Regions from separate parts of the Mus musculus genome. Here region 2 is linked to region 1. A link is a loop called in an ENCODE intact Hi-C map of the cell type or tissue named here. Cell type or tissue: left cerebral cortex. All regions are shown on one strand.

What was found. Hi-C counts contacts between places; a loop is a spot of excess contacts. Peaks named below come from ENCODE experiments on the same cell type or tissue, not always from the same donor. Only the 100,000 strongest peaks of a DNase experiment are listed, where the experiment ranks them.
Region 2: a loop joins it to region 1, with 1.9 times the contacts of the local background. A loop is called at or near these places in 3 of 42 quality-filtered maps.

What each region holds. Positions count from the first base shown.
Region 1 is chr14:30,192,248-30,200,247 of GRCm38, forward strand. It overlaps Cacna1d (calcium channel, voltage-dependent, L type, alpha 1D subunit), which reads right to left. Exons shown (of 47, transcript NM_001083616.2): 4 at 4,477-4,616. Among named protein-coding and RNA genes, the nearest start is that of Gm52107, 28 kb to the right of the region's middle. In left cerebral cortex, a CTCF peak has its summit at 4,888; DNase peaks (open chromatin) are centred at 4,188, 4,959, 6,012 and 7,283; H3K27ac peaks cover 290 bases.
Region 2 is chr14:30,280,719-30,288,718 of GRCm38, forward strand. All of the region lies in intron 3 of Cacna1d (calcium channel, voltage-dependent, L type, alpha 1D subunit), which reads right to left. Among named protein-coding and RNA genes, the nearest start is that of Gm52107, 61 kb to the left of the region's middle. In left cerebral cortex, no CTCF peak of the experiment used is centred here; DNase peaks (open chromatin) are centred at 3,446, 3,882 and 5,588; H3K4me3 peaks cover 482 bases; H3K27ac peaks cover 1,170 bases.

The DNA.
Region 1 (8,000 bases):
GCTAGCCATACTCCAGCACTGAGAACTGGGGTACACAGCTATAAAGATGGCCTTCCACTCCTCCTTCAGTTCTGAGAGTGTTTCATTCAAGCACTTTGAAGCTCTGTTATCAGACATTTGAACAACAAGGATTCTTATATCTTCTTGGAAAATACCCTTTATGGTTTTGAAATCTCTCACTTTGCATGCTGGGTAGCTCCTTTTTTCTAACGTCTACTTTGTTGGTTATTGATATGGCCCCTCTAGCTGCCTTTTCTGTGCTTTGATTCACAAATTACTTGCTTTTGCATTAGAGAAGGTTAAAGAGACACTGGAAAGGTTTTTTTGTTTTTGTTTTTTTGTTTTGTTTTTTTACATCTGATAATCTGATAAACTCATGGATTAATTAGGGCTCTGCTGAGTTAAACATTCTATCTTGTTATTTGTTTTCTGTTTACTTTGTTTTTTCTTTACTTTTTCCTAACTTGATTTTTGTTCTTGTTGTGTCTCTCTCCTTTGTTGTCTTGATATCAACAACTAAAGTTCCTTGTTCCCAGTTGCTCAGTAGGAAAAGTGTCAACAGCAGCCTTCTGTGAAGGGAGAGAGGAAGTGGTTTCGGATTTGCAGACTGCTGGACCTCTGGGCTAACAAATCAACTTGGTCATTAAATGTCAAGTAGATCAAACAGCTACACATACAAGTATAGCTGGGTTTCAATACAACTTTAGTTGCCAAAATAGGTGTCAAAATACTTTGCTAGTGTGGAGAAATGGCTTCCTGTAGAGCCATCTCTAGGCTCTGGAGTGGAGAGTGGGTAGTTTGCAAGTCTGGGTGCCAGGGTTTATAATCTGTACTTTTACTTGTGCATGACCTACCTTCATACAGCATCTTAACATTCTAGGTTCTGTATGTACATTGTACGACAGCCTTACAATGCTCTCTCTGTCCTCTGTGCTACTGTAAGGTAGACATGTCACAATGTTATTGATGTTATTTTATTGTTTTTTAAAGATAATTACCTTAAAAGAGATTTTAAAATGAAAATAAATATCGTTAAATCCATCCAGTCTGGAATACCTCATTTCTTTTGGGTGGCTCTTCATTTCTATCTGGTGTCATTTTTATTTCAACCTGAAAAGCTGTCTTTAAGCATTTTTAGAGGTGCAAGAAGTCTGTCAGTCATAAAGCCTCCACTTTGCTTTGTCTATAACAGTTTCCATCTTGACTTGGGTTTGGAAGGAATTTCACTGGTTGAGACTCTAAGCTGACATTTCCCCAGGCCTCTGAGGGTGTGTCTATTGTCTTCTGGCTTGTACAGCTCTTGAAAGGCCTGACATGAGTTTTGTTTTTGTTTGTTTGTTTGTTTGTTTTGTTTTTAAGCACTTTTGACTGTGGTTGTGATAGGCCTTTCTCTGTGGTTTCTGATCAAGCTTTGCCAGGCATCGTGAACTTCTGAGTTCATTTTCCATCCTATTTGGAACATTTAGAACCATTTCCTCAGGGGCTTTCTTTTTCTCTCTCCTCCTTTCAAAACAAGATTTACTGGTATATTTGGGTGTGTATATGTACACACTTGTATGTGTTTTATGTGCACCATGTGTGTGTAGGTATCCACAGACACCAGAAGAGCATGAATCCCCTGGATCTTGGAATTATAGATGGTTGTGAGCTACCTCATGGGTTCTGGGAACCAAACCCAGGTTCTCTGCAAGAGCAGATAGTGCTCTTAACTGCTGAGCCATCTCTCCAGTCTTTCTTTCCTAATATTCCAAATGCACACTTTAGAACATTTGGTAATTCACAAGTCCGTGAGGTGGTATTCATTTCCTTAATTATTTATTTACTGCCACATCTTCACATCCCCTGATGTGTTTCTCTTTAGCACTGCCTGATGTACTAGTGAGCAAATCTAAGGAATGTTTTCGTTTCAGACACACCTTCCAGTCCTTCAAGTCTCATGTGTCCCTTTTTTATTGTTCCATCTTTCTCCACTATAGTCTTATGTTCCCTTACATCCACGAACAAATTCGTAATTGCTGTTTTTAGATGCCTGTGAAGTTCCTTGCATTGTCTCTGTAACTTCTGGGTCTATTTCTAGTCATAGAATTTCCTCCTTTTAGGGGTCACACTCCCTCTTATATCTAGTATTACCTCAGTGCAGGTGAGGTACTTAGAATGATCATCTAAGTATTTAGATTTTATTTTTCCTTTGAAAAGTTTAGGGGTTTTTTGGTTTTTGTTTGTTTGTTCATTTTTACATGTAATTAAGTTACTTGTTTATCAGTTCTCTCTCCTTCAGGCTCATTCTCAAAACACTGTTTTCAAAGAGTCTTTATTCTACAGAAGGGATAGCACAGTTTTTCAATAAAGGGCCAAGACAGTGGACTTCTCCATTCAATGATGACAACAAATGAGTGCAGCTATGTTACAATAAAACTTTATTTATAAAAATCAGTGGCAGGCCAGATGAGCTAGGATTTGATCCCCTGCTCATGGTTTCCCAAGCCATAGTCTAGATCTAGGCTGACTCTACTACAAAAAGCCCTTCAGTTTATTAACAGTCCACAATGTTCAATACAGTGATTTACTCTGGGTATTTGGATCACAAACACCCCTTAGTCTTAGGAAACTGGTTATTATTTATCTTATAGTTCCTGCACCCTGTCTTTCTCTTTCCCCTAACACTTCTTTGCTTGGCCTCGTGGACTACAGCTCAGTTTCAGCTGAGACTCCTGTGGACCTCAAGGCCCAGGTGCAGGGCTCTCCTCTCTCCAGTTCTCAACTAGTTCTCTCCCTTCCCATTTTGTGTTACTCAGGTCTCCTGGAGTTTTATCTCTTAAACTTGGTAAGACTGCCATATTGGCTCTGTTCCCTCTTCCTGTGCTGTTCTAGTTGGGCAAAATGTTCCAGCAGAGAAAAAGCTAAGGTGACATGGGGACATAAGAAGTGAAGCTATGTATCTCCATTCTCTAGTCTAATAAAAGTCCAGTGGCAGGAAAGCACAAGACTCTCCCAGAACAAAGAGACATCTGCGGCTCCAGTTTGCCAGCCCGTGACAGGTGTTCCAAACAAGAGGAGGCTTCTGCCTTAACGCCTATCTGCCACCTATTCATTTTGGATACATTATTTCTGCAATACACACATAGGTGCCAATGTACAATGGGAGGTTTTATAAAAGCTAGCTTTCTTCCTGGTAAGTATAACCATCCAGTGGGCCACCACTTTGGGCCTTCCTTATTTTCATTCCCCGGGGTAAAAGGACACCCCACCAAACGTAAGCTACTCTCCAAACAGACAGAAAAAGTCATCTCCAATGAAAAACCAGTGCAATCAGGATACAGATAATCCAGAAGATAACCAAGCTGCAAGTTACCTGCAAACAGCAACTGAATAAAGCCACAAAGAGGAAGGCAGAGAGATGGTTTTAAAAGCTCTCTCCAAACTGGAGAGAGGACTCAGCAGTGAAGAGCACCTGCTACTCTGACAGAGGACTTGGGTTTGATTCCCTGCACCCTCACAGTGACTCAAAATCATGGTATTCCAGTTTGAGGGATCTGACACCCTCTGCTGGATCCCATGGAGGCTAGACATGCATGAAGTACCCAGACATATGTGCAGGTGAAATAATCACATACATAAAGTAAAAACAAATACATCTTTTAAGAGCTCTCTTGATGGAAATAAGAGAGTATTCCTAATTTTAGGGGTAACTTACAGAACAGCCCAGGTAAGGAGTCCCAAAACAGGGCTACATCTTGTCTCCCTTGGTGGATGTTTGCTCCAAAGACCTGATTTGTGTTTCCTCTGCTGGCAACAACTCAGGGTGTGGAAGGAATGGGGCAACACAGACCTCTATTTTTCATTGTAACATACTCCTTTAACTAAATCTACCAGCGTCTTCCTCTCACAAGAGGGTATTAAAAGAACACCTGCTTCTCTGCATTTTCCAGTTTATTTTATTTTATGCCAGATATGTGACATTATTCAGACGCTTGTTTTGTTATTTAAAATGGGAAAGTGGCATGCCAAGGTTTCTCCCACAACTCAGCATAAAAACATAATAGCTCTGCTCAAGGGATGTTAAACAGCAGCGCACCGCACAGCAAGAAAGGCTCTCTCGTATGATACACATGGTTTTAACTAGCAGGGTGCTAGCTTTTAGGAGCTGCATTCACCTGACTCCACCCACCAGCCAGGCAGGTCTATTTGTGGAGACTTGAGGCCCTGTGAGGTGAATCATCTCTCATTAGCGGCTGAGACTTCCTCTAACAGCCTGTCACTGACTTCCCCAAGCACACCAATCATGAGAGCTCTTCACCCAGGCCTCTGCCCAGGGATTGACAGCAGCCCTGTCAGCATTAAAAGAACCCCTGCTAGATCCTGATGCCATCACGGGCATAAGAATAACCACCTCCCCCAAGAAGGCTTGTGTTCCCTTTACCATCCAGCCCTCACCTCCATTCCCAGATAAACGTTTTTCCCAAACCAAGGACTTACCCTACAATTACTATAACAAAATCCAGTAAATTCCATCCATTCCTAACGTAAGCATTAGGATGCAGCAACAGTCCATACGCTATAATCTTCAGAAATGTCTCCACTGTAAAAATAATCAGGAAGGCATATTCTACTTTTTCCTGTAAAGAGAAAGGAACACACCAAGGGTGGAGAAAGAAAGAATCAATGATCAGAATCAATAGCTCAGAGACAGAAGCACCCCCCCCCCACCACGCACAGACATGATAACAGACAATGTTATCATGAGAACTAGAATCACTACCCTGCATGTGGACCAGGAAAACATTTCAATTTTGATGCTGAATTTCTCATAAGCAGCTAAGTGTTAAGTACTGTCATTCCAGGCTGCATTACTGCATTTTGCCACCTGCCCTGATGCATGAGCAGTGAGCCTGCCTGGGACATCATGGGCATGTTTTCTATTTGCACACATTTGCACAACACAGCATGTTTTCTCCAAGATTGCCAGATCAGGCCCAGAAAAGCACCAGGATGAAACAAGCATTCTGACAGTGGTTTCTGCACAGAACACACCGTCTGGGAGAACAGATGCATAATGGACTTTACCCTTATTTTTTTTTCTTGGGTTTTCCTCTGACATCTTATTCTGATCTGACTGCCCTCAGCACAGAGAAGAGGGCAGGGATCTCAGATGCCTAATACTGGCCTGTCTCCTCTTCCTGGCTGGCACCAGTGATGGACTCCCTCCTAACCAGCCTCCTGGAGATACAGCTCCGCCTTTATCTCAGTTCCCATGTCTGCTCCCATCTGATTGCCACATCCATCTGCAGCATTGCCTGATGGCTAGAACCTCTCCAACTCCAACCCACATTACCCCCCAAGCAAGGATGCCCCAGTCAACAGGTCTAAACACATAGGCTCTTTCTATAAATTTGATAGAAACTCAATGGACAGGGCCATGAGTATCCAACCAGCATTCTCTGGCTTTAATTTACTTAACAAAACAAAACAAAATCTCAAGAATGAGAACTTTTCTCTGTGGGCTCTAGAGTCCTCAGCTACTATCATCCTTAGGGTAGACTAATGGACTTCACTTACTAACATGGCTACTACAGAAGGCTATAGTAACTATGGCTCAGGAAACAGTGAGCTTTTCCTCCATATGCCAGGTACCCCAGAAGGAACCAGCATTTAAAAACTTCCCAACTCCAGTCCCATCCTTGCAAAGAATGGCCTGGAAGGGTTCACAGGAGTTTTAAACACATACAGAGAGAACCTCTAAAATCCAGAGTTAGCATAAGAGCACTCCCCTACTTGTGCTGAAGCCAAGGGTCTTGGCCACAGCTCCTGGGTCCTTTCTTTTCCCCATGGTCACACAAAAGAAGGCAGACACTGTGTGACCACTATTGTAGATGTGGATTTATAAATGGAAATGTACGCTGTTAAAAGGAAATGCTTCTGGATAGGAACTTCTTATTTTGGAAATCCTCTTTTAAAATATTCATTGCAGGATGACTCCAACAGGCCTGCCTTCCTAAAAATGTAACATGTCTACGCACACATTGGCTTGCAGTAGCTACAGCCTCTTCTGCATTTCAATGGAAGTGTTGTCTTCACTACAACTAGGATGCAGGCCTCTGCGGCTAGACAGCTGGCTCCTGTCTCTGGCTGTCCTAGGGTAGAGATTTCTCATGGCTTGTCACCAGCATCGTCCCTCTGGGCCACCAGGGTAATAACCAACTGCAGCCTGTGCATCCAAGACAGCACCCATCTTGTTTACTCCCCCCTGGTTATAGAAAAGCCAGATCAGTTTTGCCGACCTTAACCCTAGAACATTCTGGGCCCTTAACATTCAGTGTGTGTGTGTGTGCATATTCATCCATGTGTATGTGCATGTGTGTATATGTGTGTGTATGTGTGTGCATGTGCATCCATGTGTGTGTGCATGTTCATCCATGTTTATGTGTATGTGTGTATATGTGTGTGTATGCATGTGCATCTGTGTGTGTGTATGTACATATACATATGGAGACCATGGGAAGGCATCAGTTCTCTCATTCCACTGTATTTGATAAGGAGATTGAATTCAGGTCTTGGTCTCGGCAACAAGCATTCCTACCTGCAAAGACACCTAGCCAGCCCTGGCTCCTGTAATTTCTAAACCTGCCATCCAGTGCTCTGTGAATCCTTGGAAGAGCATCACAACAGTCTAAGAATTTCTTTTGAGTTAACCAGAATCAGGATGCTTATGATGTTAAAGCACTAACTCATACCCAATCCCTACCTATTCCTGCCTCCTGGTCCTTCGAACAGATTCAGTTCTCTGCTGGCTCATCCTGTGTACCCCTCCCTCCACCATCTGGTCATCCTTCCCACCCCTGCCCCCATTCCCCTCACACAGTCAGATCCTCTGGGCTAAGCCGCCTTGAAGGTGCTCCCAAGGCAGCCTATGCACCATGACCTGACAGGTCATATGCAGACCCACGGGGCTGCTGCTGTGTTTACAACCCAGGTTCTTTATCCTCCTCCTGCTGTATCTTTGAGTGGATGTCCTCATAGGAACATGAGGACACACCACCCAGCACCCAATTCACAATACAATTAATACAGTGAGAGTCAGGGTTTGATGATTCACTGGAAGGTGTGTAGAGATCCAAGAAGGAGCACAAACTCTAAAAAACTCAAAGGACAAGGAGGAGGAGGAGGAGGAGGAATTATTATTCTGTGACTTTAAACCAGAGGCCCACATTTCTGAAATATCCACCTACTTTACTCAGAGCTGCCCCTACCACCAAATGTACATCATCAATATGTTTTCAAGACTCCTAGTTCTAAGGGAACAAGATAATCTAAAAACAGCACACTGTCTTGAAAATTCCTCTTCTCTTTCATCCTCTCAGCTTTATTTACTAGGCCAGACAGGAAAAAAGCTTTGGCTGCCATGCCATCAATATTCATAGCAGTTCCATCCCTACGTCAAGACAGCACCATACTTCAGAGCAGAAAAACAAGATAAAGAACAGAGAGTACACCTACCAAACACACTCTGCCTTTTATTTATAAGTAACTGTGCCACAATAATATGAGGGACATTAGTGTAACTGAATGGTTGAAGGGTCTGGGTTTATTTTTATAATCCTCCCTTCCTCACCTCACCCTCCTTTTAAAAAATGTTGGTCCCTCTTTCCAAAATCTTTAATGAATTACTTGATGGAATGCGTTATAAAAAAGAGAAGCTTGCTATAAAAATGGTTGTTACAGAAATTCTGTCAAATGCCAAATGAACAAGCACAACCTGGTAGACCAGTTGTCCTATAAACTAGGGACATTCATTCCTCAATTCTGACATTGCCAAAGACTCCTGAGAGACAAGAGTACCTCTACATTAAACAAATTGAGGGTTATTATTATTTTGGTCAAATAAAAATTGAGGAAGTATGACAATTATCCCCCTTCAAATGGATTGTTTATTTGAAGAAAAAAAAAATGAATTTGAAAAGGAAGGTAAGAAGGAAGCCAGAAAACACCAAAAAGAGTTTGGA
Region 2 (8,000 bases), 88 kb after region 1:
GCCGAGAACAAGCTAACTGTGGGTTTTTAAAATCTCAGAGTCTGTGTCCCATCCAAGGATTCATACCATAATCAACCACCAAACGCAGACACTATTGCATGTGCCAACAAGACCCTGATATAGCTGTCTCTTGTGAGGCTATGCCAGTGCCTAGCAAATACAGAAGTGGATGCTCAAATTCATCTATTGGATGGATCACAGGGCCCCCAATGGAGGAGCTAGAAAAAGTGCCCAAGGAGCTGGAGGGGTCTTTAACCCTATAGGAGGAACAGCAATATGAACTAACCAGTACCCCCTGAGCTCGTGTCTCTAGCTGCATATGTAGCAGAAGATGGCCTAATCGGCCATCACTGGGAGGAGAGGCCCTTGGTCTTACAAAAGATTATATGCCCCCAATACAGGGGAATGCCAGGGCCAGGAAGCAGGAGTGGGTGGGTTGGGGAGCAGGGCGGGGAAGGGTATAAGGGACTTTTGGGATAGCATTTGAATTGTAATGAAGAAAATATCTAATAAAAAATTGTTTAAATAAATAATATAAAAATTTTAAAAAACTTCAGAGCCTGTTCCCCAGTGACACATCTCCTTCAAGGCCACACCTCCCAATCCTTCCCAAACAGTTCCACCAACTGGGAACCAAGAATACATGAGCTTATGGGAGCCATTCTTATTCAAAGCATCATAAATAAACATAGGCATAAACTTTCTTTTAAAAAAGGACTTTAAAAGCACAGGAAATAATCAGACCCAAGCAATGGAATTACATGAGATTAAAAACCTTCTGCACAGCAAAGGAAACAATTACCAAAATGGAGAAACAGCCTCCAGAACAGAAAAAAAGGTCTTTGCTTTACCAACTACACATCTGAGAGAGAATTAATACCAAAGGTACAATAAGGTCTGTAAAAACTAAACACTAAAAGAAGAAATTATCCAATCAATAAATGGTAAATAAATATTTGGAAAAGTCTTCAACATCCTTGGGCCATCTGGGAAATGCAAATTAATACTGCTTTGGGAATCTACCTCACCCTAGCCGGGACAGGTGCTGGTAAAGGTGTAGAAAAGAGATCCTTATTTCCTGCTAGTGGGAGCATAAAACAGAAGTAAATCTGGACTTTACTCAAAAAACTAAAACTTCAACTCCCCATGACCCAGCTACACCCTTCCTACGTACATACTTGCAGGCGTCTAAGTCAGCACACCACAGAGACACACACATATCCATGTCTATTACTCTTCTGTTCACAACAGCAAAGATACAGAGCCAGCCCAGATGCCCATCAACAGATGAACGTATAAGGGAAATGTGATACACTATGGAATTGTTTTAGACATAAAGAAAGATTAAATTATGACATTTGTAAGGAAATCAGCAGACCTGAAGATCAAATTAAGGAAAAGAACTCAAACTCAAAAGGTAAATATTGAGCATTCATATGCAGAACATAGATGTAAATTTATGGTGCGGGGGCATTAAAATAAAAAGTGGCAGGAGAGGGGAAGAAGACATCACAGGGAAGACAGAAAGGGAAATGGGGTGATGAAATCTATGTGTCAGGAGAGCAGAAGGCAGGATGGACTGTACACACAGAGGAAGAGTGCCAGCAAGGTATGGGAGGGAGTGAGGTGGCCAATAGGAAAGGAGATGAGTAAGAACAGAGTCTAATGATACTTGTATACAAACATGCTCAAATGGAAGGCATTGCTTTAATTCAAACTTAAAGACTACAATGTTTCAAACATAAGTGTACCATTCTGGCTAGTGCCCCTGCTGTGGGACTAGAGAGACACATAGTGGGAAAAGCTTTAGTCCATAGCCAGTGTGAGTTCACAACTTAACTGTCTCTCGAGTTAATTACCTTCAGAAGTATCAACTTCACTATCAACTCAAAGATTGCCTGCACCCAAGTTCAATTGCAAGCCAAGAGCCTCCGTGCCTTCTCTCTGAGTTTTTACCACCCCTGAAAAGGGCAGAATACAAACTGTCTCTCAGTACATTGTTAGCTTGGCTCAGGTAATTCAGGTTATGTTTTGGAAACAAATGGGTAAAGACAAATTCCCAGTTGGTTTAAAGGTTTGTGCATTTAGAGCTCCACAAGAGAAAGCGTGAATCTGTCCTCACAGGGCTCACTGTGAGGCTCCCTGTTGGGCTCACACGGGAGAGCCACAGTGTTTGCCCAGCCCTCCGCTTCTCAGCATGGGATCTATGTGAAGCAGGGCTAGGGGAACCCAGAACGACAAACCCCACACACTAAGTGCTCAAAGCACCCCTGAGCATCTGTGACCATTCCAGTCTTCATGCTCATCTTAAACCACCTTTAGGAAAGGGGTCGATGGCCGAGACTATTTAAGGAGGATGAACTCTATGCACCATAAAGGTAGACTGTGTCTGATCACTGAGGCCCAATGGGAGTGCTGCTTTCTACAAAAACTAAAGAGAGGCACAAACTATAGCCTCATTCCTTTCTTAAATGACTGTTTATATTTTCCTTTTCTCATCAAAAATTTTTAAAAATAAATAATAAGGGGCTGGAGGGAGACCTCAGCTAAGTGGTTAAGAGCACTGTTCTTACAGAGGACCCAGATTCATTTCCCAGAACCCACAATTGGTTCACAATCACATCTAACTCCAATCCTAGGAGACCCAGTACCCTCTTCCAACCTTCAAAGGCACCAAACATGCATGTGGTATACATTCATGCATACAGACGAACATCCATACACCAAAATATAAACAAAATTAAAAAAAAAAAACACATAATCAAGATGAGCATGTAAAGGAGATTTTTTTTAAGCTGTAGAATAAACAAAAGCAAACGAAAAATGTTTTCATAATAAGTGTTAAAAAAAAATACTTTACTATAGCCAAACATTACAAACCAGGAACACGAAGTACTTCATCAAGGCCTCCACTTTCCTAATTTTGTCACTGATGTCATGAAAAGAAAAATGCCAACAAAACTGTAGTGACTTCAGCCGGGTATTGGTGGCACACACCACAATGTCAGCACTAAGGTGGCCTCGCGGATGGAGTCTGCCTTTCTTGAGAGGAAGAAGCACATAAAAGCATAAAATGTGAAGAAAACCAAATTTTGAGCACGAGCCATTAAAGTGGGAGTGTGGGGCTAGCCTGAGCTACACAGCACGATCCTGTCTCAAAAACATAAATAAACAAGAGGAGGGGGAGGAGAAAAGAGGGAGGGAAGGGGGGAAGGGAGAGAAGGGCAAGGGAGGAGAGGAGAGGGGAGAGGAAGGGAAGGAAGGAGGGGAGGAGGGCAGCATTAGTTTAAGGAGCTAACTCTAAAATAAGCAAAGCATAATCTAGGGATATACTGTGAAAAACTGAAGCTCAGAAGGAAGTCGAATGTTTATTTCCCTTTATAGCTCCCGGCTCTCAGTCAACAGCCGCCACAGATGGTCCCAGCCCCAGACTGTTCTGTGCTGCTCACAACACTTGAAGACGAGGCACGCTACCTTTTCCAAAACTTCCTGTCCGCACCTGGTGCTCTGCTCGTCCCACCACAACATACACCAAGGTCTGGTTCCCATGTGGTGGTGTTGAGAGGGATAGCTTAGCAAAAGACATGAAGGAGGAGGCAGGGCTCTGAGAAGAAGGAAGCATATGTAAGGTTTACGAAAACAACGCTTCAGCACCAGTCACCAGGTCTGACTGGGACACAACCATCCTGCCAGTTATCGATGCATATGGCTGCTTCTCACCCCCAACAGCCTCACACGCAGGCTAACTCGGTCGCTCTTTGGCCCTTTCCAGAGTGCCATCCTCCGAGTTAAATCGGAGGGAAGCTTATCTCAACTCAAGCAGCATTTGACCATGTCGTGGTGCACGTTAGAAATGCATCCTAGAAATCCACAGAAACAAGCTTAGTGAGCCATCCCCACCCACACAGGGTTTATGTTACAGACAACAGTGTTAACTCTAATGTGAGGGCTGCAGCTGCAGGCAAGAGCGGATAAGAACCCCCACCCTTGGCCCAGTCCATGCCAATGAAACGCTGGGCAGAAAACAGAGGGCATCTAAGGACTGTGAAATGTAAATGGGAACACGGAGACTGGGGAATGGAAACAAACTCAGAATACCTTCAGAATAGTGCCCAATTCTCCTCTTTCACCCTGGTCTCCGGGTATCACCCAGTGCAGATTCAAAGGCAGCCTGGCACTCGAAAACATGCAGTGTGTATAGACAAAATTAAAGAGAGAGAGAGAGAGACAGAGAGAGAGACAGAGAGAGAGACAGAGAGAGAGAGAGAGAGAGAGAGAGAGAGAGAGAGAGAGAGAGAGAAAGAAAAGAAAAGCTCCTTGCTTCCTAGACCAAGGAGCAAAACAAAACCAAAAACCTCCACAGTCAGGGGTCTCACAAGAGCCTTGATTTTTTTGATCATTCCCACCCAGACCCAGTCAGGACCTGCAGGGCCAAAGAGCAGGGCCAATCAGCTGGGTGGACACCAAACTCCAAGAGAATGCATCTCCCAAGGAGAGCTACCATCTCCAAGGCACAGGGTGAAATCCCATTGCTTTTTTTTTTTTTTTTTTCCTAGCTATTTACTGCCTGATCCTGGACACAGACAAAGAAAATAATCCATCCCAGTAGAGAATTACATGCTCTGACTTTCTATCTAAAGGTTGGTGGGAAAGGGCTTGAGGAAATAGGAAATTATCAGAGCGCCTGCAGAGAGGAACTCAGGAGGGTTATACAACCAAGTACCATCGTTCCCACTCAACTGTCTGCTCGGGATCTGACCCTAAACAGCAGCGCCAGTGGCCTTGAGATTTCCCACTCTGGGACAGCTCACTTCCCAGCTTTCAGCCTGGAGAACAGACACAAAAGGCATCATAAGACTGAGCAGAGACGGCCCACAGAAGAAAAGTCAAAGAGCTCAATTACCTGTCGGCATAAGACATGGACAAACCATAGATAGCATCGGAAGACAGCGGTGGCGTCCCTTATTGCTAGGCTTGGGACCAGAAGTGGTCGCTCAGGATGTTTCAGAGGGTAAATACCTCCATGTACTTAACTCGGTACTTTTGGAATGAGATCCAAGTTAAGGCACAACATTTGTTTTCATTTCCTTTGGACCTTGCATTTAAAGGGATCGTATGTATGATCATATGTATGTTCTGTGCATCTCTACAGATGTGAGATTTTCTACCATGATATCTTATTATGTCCGTTTTCAGATTTTTGCATTTTGGAGCATTTTTGGATTTCAGATTCTCAGATTAGATATGTTCAACCTATGTTTAAGAATGCCCATAATAGAACCCAAATTTACTGAGGCAAGACAGCTTGCAATGGAAGGGCAATCAACCCTCATGACATGGGTATCAGAATAATCAAAGAACTTAGAGGAACTACTGGGAGCATCTCTAGGAAGGCAGAATAGTCTTGTACAGATAGAAGGATAGTAAGTTTATCCTCCCCTCACACACAAAGAAATCCTAGAGCTGATCAAAAAAAAAAAAAAAACATAAAGACAAAACTTTTCAAATGTCACCAGATGGATGCCATGTCACGATGGAGGTGACAGAAGAAACAGTGAGTGAGCCTGACGTAGAGGAGTAGCTTATCCAAAGAAACCTGAGAAAAGCAGTGTAAGAGCAGAGAGAGCCTCCGAGACCTGTGGGGAATGCTAGCATGTCTAACATTCACAGCTCCAGCATCTCAGAAGAAGGGAAAATACTTAAAAAAATAAAAGACTGTAAGTTCTCATATTTGGCGAGAAAGATAAATTTACAGTTCCAAGAAATGCAGAGTCCACCACCAGACAGATCATAATCGAGCTGCTAAAAACTAGAGACAATTGAAAAGTCTAGAAGAAAGCAATATATATCAGGAATAATGGTTTCTGATAATTATGGATTTCCCAGAAGGAGCCATGGGATCACACGGCAGAATGCAGTGCTAAAGAAGGTAACTGACAATCCAGAAGTCTGTGTCAGCGACAAACAGCCTTCTAAACTGAGGCAGAAATGGAACAAAACTGTAGAAATCATTCTACCAACAAACATATGCTAGATAGAATGGACAAGTTCTTAGGAGAAAATACTGGCAAAAAGAAGATCCAGGACATAGAAAGTCAGAATAGGCCTGCAATAAATAGCAATACTGATTATTAATTTTAAAACTTCCTACAGGGAAAAGTCTAAGCCCAAACTGCTTACCTGGAAAAGTCTTCCAACTGTTTAAAGAATTCATATCAATCCCTCATAAGTACAAGACAGAAGTAGAGGGAATACATAAAAACACCAAAGATATCTAAAAAAAAAAAAAGACTAACATCATTTATGAATATAGGCATTAGAAATATCATCAAACTACTGGAGAGATGGCTCAGCACGTAAGAGCACTTGCTAACCTTCTCAAAGACTCAGGTCGGTTCCCAGCACCCACACAACAGCTCACAACCATCCACAACTCCAGTTCCACGCTCTCTGACCTCCATAGGCACTAGGCACATACACGGTGCACATGCAGGCGAAACACTCATACACATTAAATGAATGATTTAAAAAAAAATCTTAAATGATCATCCACTAAGTACTAGGACACTGAATCCTTTATATAAACATACACAAGTTTTGTCCATGATCAAGTAAGACATATCTCCAAAAGGTGAGATTATAGTCAAAGAGGAAACCATGCAGTATACCCTGCAGACGATATAAAGCACAGAGAGCATGTGACCTCTCCATAGCGGTAGAAAAGTCATTTGATTAAATCCAGGACTTCTCACAGCAAAACCATTCAGTAACCTTAGCAACAAGAGGAACTGGGGGAACCTCAGTCTAAAGAAGGCCACACAATGCTTCCAGCTACATCAAATATAATGGGGAAAGACTGACTGTGTCTCCAGTGACCCAGAACAATAAGCCTGCTTTAAATGAAGTAATAATAATACATGCAAATAACTCAAAGAAGCATACTATATTCATGAACTGGAAAAACGACACTTGAGGTACCAATTCCACCCAAACTGATCTATAGACTAAAAGCAGTCAAAGTCACATCAGGTATGTATTTATTTATCATTAATTTAGGTTTGGTTTAGAAAGCAACAACTTAAAATTTATGTGAAAAGAAAGAGGAATTCCCTCCTACAGGAGGTAAAACAACTTTGAATGAAATTGGAACTCATGGCATTCAATTGTAAGACGTGTAACAAAGCTACAGAAAGCAAGCAGTGTTTTCTGAGGGATGGCTAGACACAGATCAGGGGACAGAATGAGTCACAATGGCCAAATGATTTTTAACAAATACTCAAAGTCACCTGGGAAAGATAGCCATGAAACCATCAGAAACTTACAACAACAGGAAACCTACAAGAGCCTCATGCAGCCTAGAAAAAAAAAAAATCACTCAAAATCGGTCTGAAACCTTTATGATAAAACTATAAAGCTTCCAAGATGAACACACTACAGGAAATCTTTATAGCCTGTAATTGGTGAAATCATTGAATATGACACAAAAAGCATGTCCAATTTAAAAAAAAAAAACTGAAAATGTTCGCCCTGCAAGAACACTGAATAAAAAGATGAACTTCAGACAATGCTTGCCAATCACATATCTGTTGCAAACACTGGATGGAGGGCACACAGGGGCTTGCCCAGTCCTGCAGTAAGAAAGCAACGTGACCAGTGTTGGAAATGAGGAGACCTGCACTGAGGAGGGCAAGCCATTGGGACTCAGTCAGGGATGATGCTCCCCGGCATCCACTAAGTTACCACACACTAATTAGAAAAGGTTTAGATAAAAAATGTGGACACTCGTAAGTGCTGGAAAGGGTTCAAAGCCACTGAAACTCTTACACATTTCCAATAGAAATGTCAGGTGGCCTCACGGCTTCTGGCAACAGTGTCTTATGGTGTTTAAACACACCAAGTATATGATCTAGGGATCCCAGTCCTTAAGGGTAGACCCAAGAGAAATGAAAAATGAACATTTCCAGAGAAACCTGCATGTTGACAAGAGCTCTGCTCATGAC